Linked DNA regions of Homo sapiens: region 2 is linked to region 1. A link is an interaction called in ENCODE POLR2A ChIA-PET data of the cell type or tissue named here. Cell type or tissue: PC-3. All regions are shown on one strand. Links, peaks and the distances in the headings refer to the core of each region. The heading gives the core; the rest is flanking DNA.

Evidence for each region. Peaks named below come from ENCODE experiments on the same cell type or tissue, not always from the same donor. Only the 100,000 strongest peaks of a DNase experiment are listed, where the experiment ranks them.
Region 2: POLR2A ChIA-PET joins it to region 1 with 6 read pairs; 3 of 35 experiments call an interaction of 5 or more read pairs at or near these places.

What each region holds. Positions count from the first base shown.
Region 1 is chr1:94,981,324-94,985,721 of GRCh38, forward strand. ALG14 (ALG14 UDP-N-acetylglucosaminyltransferase subunit) reads right to left here. Exons shown (of 4, transcript NM_144988.4): 4 at 1-1,983. The coding sequence ends at 1,753. Among named protein-coding and RNA genes, the nearest start is that of CNN3, 56 kb to the left of the region's middle. In PC-3, for the core only: no CTCF peak of the experiment used is centred there; a DNase peak (open chromatin) is centred at 2,218; H3K27ac peaks cover 717 bases.
Region 2 is chr1:94,896,422-94,900,819 of GRCh38, forward strand. It overlaps CNN3 (calponin 3), which reads right to left. Exons shown (of 7, transcript NM_001839.5): 6 at 2,950-3,096; 7 at 536-1,662. The coding sequence ends at 1,321. Among named protein-coding and RNA genes, the nearest start is that of CNN3-DT, 28 kb to the right of the region's middle. In PC-3, for the core only: no CTCF peak of the experiment used is centred there; no DNase peak of the experiment used is centred there.

The DNA of each region.
Region 1 (4,398 bases), core at 117-4,116:
GACAGCAAAGTGTTCTCACCATTCTGAGACACCTTCGGCTACACATTTCTCCAGCCAAAAACCTAGGAAGATGTCCGGCTGACAGATGCGCCTGTTACATGATTCAGAGAAGACAGTTTTTTTGTTTTTTTTGCTTTTTTTTTTTAAAAAAAAAAAAAAGAAAAAAGGCTGGATCAGCCTCAGGATTTTAATCTTACATGATCGTGGATAATCATGTCTCTTTTCACAAAAATTCAATCACTTCACTAATCACTATTTATTAGATTTATATCATACTTATAAAGCAAAAGATTTAAGAGGAAAAAACCTATATATACTACAGGAGAGAATCTTCTCTTTTCTGTTTTTTATTTTGTTTTGTTTTTTTTTTTTTTGGCTGCTTTGTTAAAGAAGCAGAGGTTAGAGGGAAGGAAATGGAATTCCTGTTTTTGAGGAGCTCCTGGGCCAGGCACTGCACTAACTATTGTACTTCTATTCCAGTAGACATGGCACCACTAGAAACACAGTCTCAAGCAGGACCAGCGAAAGAATTCAGAGGGTCTAAAATATAAGTTCATTGTTTAAAAAAATATTCAGAAGTTCAAGAGAGTCACAGCAGAACATTAAACCAAGTGGAGGCCCTCTTCAGTGCAGAACTCTGTGTGACTGCACAGGCCACACACCCGTGAAACTGGCCCCACTAAGAAGTCAGGTTTACCTGAACTTGAATTCTGGCTTTGCTACTTACTACTCATGTGATCTTGGACAAGTCATCTGTAAAATGGGAATAATAACAGTCCCTACATCATTGAGTTTTGTTTTTTTTTTTTTTTTTTGAGACGAAGTTTCACTCTTGTCACCCAGGCTGGATGGAGTGCAATGGTGCAATCTCGGCTCACTGCAGCCTCTGCCTCCCGGGTTCAAGCGATTCTCCTGCCTCAGCCTCCCGAGTAGCTGGGATTACAGGCATGTGCCACCACGCCTGACTAATTTTTGTATTTTTAGTAGAGACAAGGTTTCACCATGTTGGTCAGGCTGGTGTCAAACTCCTGACCTCCAGTGATCCACCCGCCTTAGCCTCCCAAGGTGCTGGGATTACAGGTGTGAGCCGTCATGCCGGCCTAAACAAGAGATTTTAAAAGATACTCTGTATTAAGGCCAACTACTCAAAAAGCAAGACTGAAGTACAAAAAATGATACTGGTTTATGCTCAAGGTTCTGGAGGCTTGTGGAGTGCAAATTGTCATGAAGCCAATTTAATATAACTGCTTCCTTTATGCTGAAAGGATTCACTGGGGACATCACTGTTTCCATACAGGAAATAAAGCCTTTTGTATCTGAACCAAAACTCAGAAATACTTTTTTTCTCTCTTCTTTTACAATGCAGAATACTTTACAAAAAAAAAAAAAAAAAAAAAAAGCTGTAGGACAGGAAATATTACTAATCATACAAACTCTATATTTAGTTCTGTAAAAAAAATACTACTAAAACAGCCAGAAGAAAATTTGCAGGTAGTAATACATATTTTTATCTAGAAAAGAAATTTGGTTTACAGAGGCATAAACATTTAGTAGTTACGTTTATCAATGTTTGTTTCATAAGAGAAGCCTCAGTTTCTTCACTGAGTCATCTGTACATTTTTTATTCCTTACCATCAATAATTCTCAGGACTGTCAGACGCCTTTACAAGAAACATGTAGGGTTTTTTTCCCCCCAATTTGAGTACATACTACTGTTAACTGCAAAATTCTAAAGAAGTCAGTTGCCATTTGTCAAACAATTCGCCCAAGGTACACCGATTTGGGATACTTTTCTTTCAGAGCCGGCCACTGAACAATGAAGTAATCTGAGAGATGAAACAGAATCTTTCCGGACATGGATAACGTTTCTACACGGCAGATGCTTTCAACGTAGACAATGATCACTTTCTTTATTCCTAGTATCCCAAGGAGAAGGGCAGATACACAGATAGGAACACATGTTCCTGGTCCGTTACACAACACCTGAAAGAAAAAGTTGAAGGTCAAATGAAAATACAGAATAATAATCTAAGGGAGGCATTTTGCATTAAGAACAGCCTGATTTCAGAGGGGATCTGCTTATGATTCTAATAAGTCCTTCTCTGTCAAGAACCAGGATGCAGCAAACAGCGCATGTTTAAGCCCATGCACTTTGGAGCCAGGCAGAGCTGTGTTGTCTTGGCTCTCTTGCTTACCAACTGTGTGACTCAGGGCAAATCACTTAACTTCTAACTTCTAGCACAGTTCCTGGTGCTCAGTCAGCACTCATCGGACAGGCATGTGTTGCTCTTCTCTGACTGCTCTGTGGACCTTGAATGTCACATAAAAATACAGAAAACAAAATCAACTGAGATTCACTGTTTTCTTTAATGTACCAACTTATTCTTGATTTGGGAGAAAATATCTTTAATTGACTATGAAGATTTTTTTTTTTTTGAGATGGAGTCTCGCTCTGTTGTCCAGGCTGGAGTGCAGTGGCGTGATCTCGGCTCACTGCAACCTCTGCCTCCCGGGTTCAAGCGATTCTCCTGCCTCAGCCTCCTGAGTAGCTGGGACTACAGGCGCCCGCCACCACACCCGGCTAATTTTTTTTTGTATTTTTAGTAGAGATGGGGTTTCACCATGTTAGCCAGGATGGTCTCGATCTCCTGACCTCATGATCTGCCCACTTCAGCCTCCCAAAGTGCTGGGATTACAGGCATGAGCCACCGAGCCCAGCTGAATTTTTATAAGCCATTGAAGAAAATAAGAGAAAACCTGTTTCAGAGAATTGTTGGTAAGATATTACTGTTTTCAGAGGAAAAAGCATTTTACACAACATCTTAATTATATGCTCATGTTGACTGAATTAGTAAAATCTAATAAAGCACTTTATTCCACAAACCATAAAACAAGAGGTTTGTGATTGTCTACACATATCTATTGGGCATGCTCTATGTCACATGATCTTACCAGCCTAAGGTCCACAAAACTTAGCACCAGAGAATCTTAGAGTTGGAAAGGTTCCCATATATACTGTCTATATTGTTTATACCACCCCAGCATTTCAAGGACTCTCCCCGACAGAAAGAGAGCCATCTTGCCTCCATGTGAACATGGTCAGGGCTGTAGGGTTTGAAAAAGGTCACCTGGTCTAGGCTCCACCAGGAGGTGTGACCACCTGAAACACCATTCACAGAGCTTTGGGAAAAGAGTCTGTTTTAGATGAGACCAATCTTCCTTATGTCTTCCTCAAAGCTCTCTACCTACCATCTACAAATCCCCTTTCTGTCTTTTATGGAGAATTTGTCTTCAGACTTTCCCTTGAATTACCAGCTACTAAGCTGCTGTCCAGACTGGTCTTTAATCTCCATTAAGTTGCCCCTATAACCCTTCTTCATAGTCCCCCAAGGCAGTGTAATAGAAAATGGAACTGAGAGTCAGGGGAACAAGGTTAAACAAACTGCAAACCAGCTCTGTGATTCTGGGCAACAGCATAAAGAACAATCACCACCTCGGCCCTCACCACTGCTATTTATTCACAACGCACTATGGCCAAGTACTGCACTAAACATTTTACGTGTATTACATTTTAATTAATCGTCACAGCAATCATAATTTGAGACAAGTTCTCTTTTTTTTCTTTTTTTTGTTTTTAATAACTCTGTATCATTCCAATTTTAGTATATGTGCTGCCAAAGTGAGCACAAGCAAGTTGTATCATCCCTTTTTGCAGAGGAGAAAAGGCAGGCACACAGAAGTTGGGCAAGTTGCTTGATCACATGTTTAGGAGGTGAAGGAGTTACGTTGCTTCAGGTCACTTTTTTTTTATTTCTAGCAGTTACCTTACTAGAAAATGGGTAGGCTGGACTAAATGTCTTTCAGGGTTCTATAACTCTACAATTTTCCTCTTTGTCTTAAACCTAAATTACAAACTTGCTCTGAATCTTTTCAATGTTTAGAATTCCAAAAATCCAATTATTGCCAGGCACTACTAATATTTTGGACTGGATATTTTAGTTATGGGGGCCTGTCTTGTGCATCTTACTTAGCGTGCTTCGCAGCATCCCTGGCCTCTACCCACAAGATTCCAGTAATCAAGACAACCAAGAATGACTCCAATCACTGCCAAATGTCTCCAGTTGACAACCACTCTATTAATGCACTCCCTAATCCTTGGATTATTTGTGTTCTTTTCTTAGTCTTTGTTTCAATAATACAGAACAAAATAAAAACTACAGCTAAAAAATAATGCAAGGATTGCTGGATCTTGAATGTCACAGAAAGAATTTCACATTTGTTCCTCTTTAAAAAAATGCACAAATCCATGTGTTCATTTCAACATCTAGTCAACTCTCTATACACAAACTATGTATACACAGCTAGAGATGTCTGTATATGGGAAGGGAAATGACTGGC
Region 2 (4,398 bases), core at 145-4,144, 85 kb before region 1:
CCTATTAGAAGACATGGCTTGGCTGAGACAATGTCGGAAAGTGTGAGTTACTAATTTTCTTTTAGTGACTGCATTTTTGTCACTATGACACCTAGCTATTGTTTGTCCTTCCCTCTGTCAGGACTGAAGGTTTATGTTTCACTATAAACCCTGGCTTATTACCAAGCAGCACATCCTATGGCTGACCTAGCATGTTTCTTATTCATGTTTACTTACCCTAAGATAGGAAAATTCCCCACCCCTCCTGTCAATATTCCTAAAGATTTTAAGATTATTCCAAGTTGAATTTAAGATGAATCTGGGCCAGCCAAGTCAGTGAAATAAGCAAGGGTCAGAAAATGATTAGAATTCTGTCATTTACTATGTGTAATGGTTTCCTAAGCCTCAATCTCCTTAAGCATAGAGTGCAGTGTTGTGTGAAGTAAATAAAATGTTAATGTACCTTGTAACAGTACCTAGGAAAAAGGTACTTAAAAAAAAATCTGACCCTACCTATCTAGAAGCTAGCCAGAAAATAATCAGCCTGTGGTTCATATGAAAGTTCAAAAAAAATATTTATTTATAAAAAATACAATGGGATAAGTTTATGCTGAGAAATGCAGCAATAAATACAGTTGAAGAAAACAGAGCAACTCTACATTGATACATTGGCACAAACAGGAAGAGCAAATGCATCACCCAGGCCTAAATGTCCACAGGCCACTTTTGTACATGCTCTTTTAGAAACACCACTCTGAAAAGATCTTGTTCGCTAGGTAAGAGAATGAGTACACATATAATCACAAATGCACACTGATCATGACTTTATTTAAAAATTAGCAAACAATACTGTAGAAACATTGATATGTAAATTTCTAAAATGCTGCATCTTAAATTTAGTTGGCAAAGACCACATTTAGCAATAAGCATGAGTTTAGTCTTCCATGTAGAAACCAGATACACTAAACTGTAAAAAAAAAAAAAAAAAAAAAAAGTTTCCTATTGTTTGAAAATACCAGTTTAATATAAGATTGTAAAAATGCATAGATTTTTGCATAAAAGAACTGGCTGTACAAGAGTACTCCCCTTTCACAGTATTCCTTTTTACTTCATATGCGAGTTATTGATTATGCTGTAGGATTTAACTATTACAGCACTAAAAGGCAACTATTGAGGGAAGAGGCAGAAAAAGGAAAAAGGAATGTACGTAAGGCAATTTTTCTTAAAAGTACAATAAGCTTAATAGTGTTTTAGGAAGACAAGATAAAAATTACTCAAGGCTAGCTTGGTTCTCACTGAATAAAAACAAAGGACTAAATACTGAGCTCCTTCTGTGTGGATCTAATAATCAATGCCTTGGTCGCTATATTGGTAATCTCTGGGGTAGTCATCCTGGTACTCGCCATGATACTCATCAGGGTATTCTGCCTGATAATCACTATCACTGATTTCCGAACCATTTGTTCCTGTTCCTTGGCTTCCGTTGTGAATGACAGGTTCTGTAGGAGCAGCACAGTATTTGGGATCATATACTTGCCGCCCAAGCCCATACACACTCATTCCTTTCTGGGAAGCAACTTTGTTGGTACCCATCTGTAGGGAAATTGTCGAGTTGTCCACCGGCTGTAATGTTAGCTTCTGATCATAGATGTCTCTTCTGGTACCTGGTGCTAACATCCCTGCCTGGTATTAGAACATAGTATAAAAGTTAAAACAGCAGCTAGAATCTATTCTTGTGAATAATTTATAAATTATAGAATTCACATTGAATATGAACAGTAATACATGAACTTTCATTTGGTTCAGGGGTAAAGCTAGCTTAACCAAAATATCCTGATACCGAATCACTTCCATGAAGCAATATTCATTGGCTTTTGAGCTAGGTGAGACCTTTCTTCAAAATCCTTGCTCTGCTATAAAATTACTATGTGGCCTCAAACACGTAAATTTAGCTTTAGGTTTCTCAAACTGCAAAATGGAGACATTACTACCTACTCTGGATTTAAGAGAGAATGAGACATAAAGAATGTGAAATCATAATGCTTCCACACCAGAAAGTTCCATGTGAATGCCCATGGGGACCACATACATTATCTGGGTTACCAATTTCAAAAATTTATAATATATTCAACAGAAACTATGTTGAGCAGATCTTAAGGACTTGAGTCTTTTCAAAAGGCTGAGATACAGAAGAACCAGCCACTTCACAGCCACTCCCCTCTTTTTCAGAGTACAGTAACTCATACTTCATCTCTCTACTTACATCAAGCACACACTTCCAGGTTCAGAGTGGGTAGAAAAGTAAACGTGAGTGGCAGCTATGAGAGACATAATGCCGCACCCGGTAGGATGTGTTCCATAAGGGCAAAGTTTGATAAATCTCCCTTGGACTCGGTAAGAAAATGTTTTTCAAACCCTATCCCAGCTGTTGTTGGATGTGAGACCTGTCTGTTCTCAAATGGTTGTTGAACTTCCTTCTGAGGTGCTGGTGATCTATTTTTAACAAGGAAATATTTCTATCTTGGATGTGGTATACTGGTATTTTCACCATGTTGCATTTCCATCTCCTTATATTGACACATCTAATAGGAATGCTAGTTAAATCCTTCTTAGTGGAACACCAGGTAATTTTACCTATTAATTAAGGGCTCCTTAAAAAAAAAAGTCAGCATTTAAATGAGCAATATTTTACTTGGATTTTGGAGCAAGAACACTGTAATAAACATATCTTTTTTTCTGCTGGCTAGGTAGAAAGGCCAGCTGTTCTAACTGCCAACAAAAACCACGAGACACATCATGCTTTTGCTGCTATCGAAAAGGTCTTTTGATTATTTTGCTTTCCCAGCAAAGTCCACATTCCTGAAGGAATATACTCTAAATAAACTATACAAAAAATACCTACTTTAAACTTCTGGTTAATAAAAATAAGGTAAGTGTACTCTTGTACACGTATAAAAAGGTATTGCTTACCTGGCTGGCTCCTTTATTAGTGCCCATCTGCAGACTAATTGTGGTCTGGTCAAAAGGTTTGTCAGTTTGCATTTTGGGATCATAAAGATGCCTCCTAGTCCCGTAAGCTGTCATACCTGCCTGGCTGGCACATTTGTTGGTTCCCATCTTTTAAGTTAAAAATAAAATTGCACAAATTATCAGATGTCAACAATATACACAACACAAACAAAACTTTCCATGCTACCAAAAAGACAGAAGGGGCACAACCGACAAGTTACTGAGCTGAGGCTCCAGTCAACTCTTCTATGTGTCTACAAACAAATTTCAAGTGCTAACTTTAAAAAGAAAATTTTAAAGTCACTATAGATAAAAACTCATACATAGAAGAATTAAACACACTTTAACAGGTGGACTGACACACCAAAAGTCATTACAGTGGCAGAATAATTTCCTCTGCTACTCTTTCCCCAGATAACCAAATTAAGAGGTACCAGCTTCGGTTATTTCAACAGAAGTAATCCTAGGCCAAGCAATATGCTGTTCTACTCCAGGAATGTTTTACATAAAATGTGAAAGCAAATGCCAAGTGTTTTCTCTGGGAGCTTAACAAGGGCTTTTTAAAGTTTCAAAATCACCAACATTTTCTCCAGAAAGGAACCACATTTTATTCCTGTAACTCCCATGTCCTTGGACAGAGCTGGAGAAAGGTGGAATGAGGAATTTGAACTCAGCAAAGTTCAGGGAAACAATAATTAATTTTTCTTCCCCACTGAGAACAGTATGGCTTCAGGACCAACCATTACACCCTGTTCCACTGGTTAGGCACACTTTTCTGATGTTGGATCTTTTTTCTTTAAAAATAAGATTAAAGAAAATCTTTATTACTAATATAAAATCTGTTCATTGAAGAAAATTCAGAAAACACATATAAGCAAAAAGGAGGGGGGAAAAATCATTGTGATACCACCATCCATTCACTGTCAACATTTGTGAATATCCTTTTAGCTTTTTAACCTATGTGTCTATGTATATATCTATAGATGCACATATATACAAATACATACAAAAACATGTGCATTTTTAATTTTAAAAATCCATACTGACCACAGTATTTGATGATCTGATTTTTTTCCCCCATAACCTATCTTTTCAAACTCTAGTGTATAATTTTACATTACACTTTGCTTTTATGGAGTTGTAATTCAACCAACTGACTACTGTTCTGAAATTTAGGTTTCCAGTTTCTCACCACCAATACAATTTTGTACTGTGTAAAAATAAATCTAACTTGCATAGACTCAGTAGAAAGGGGCACTGTATCAAGCAGGTACAGTGGCTTTTGGAGAGTAAAGCCAACAGCATTTGGGGAATTAGCAATGACGTTTCCATGACCAGTGAAGAGAACAATGAAGAGAAGGAAAACATCTGAACTACGTATTTCAGAAGAATTTAAACTGACAAATTCTA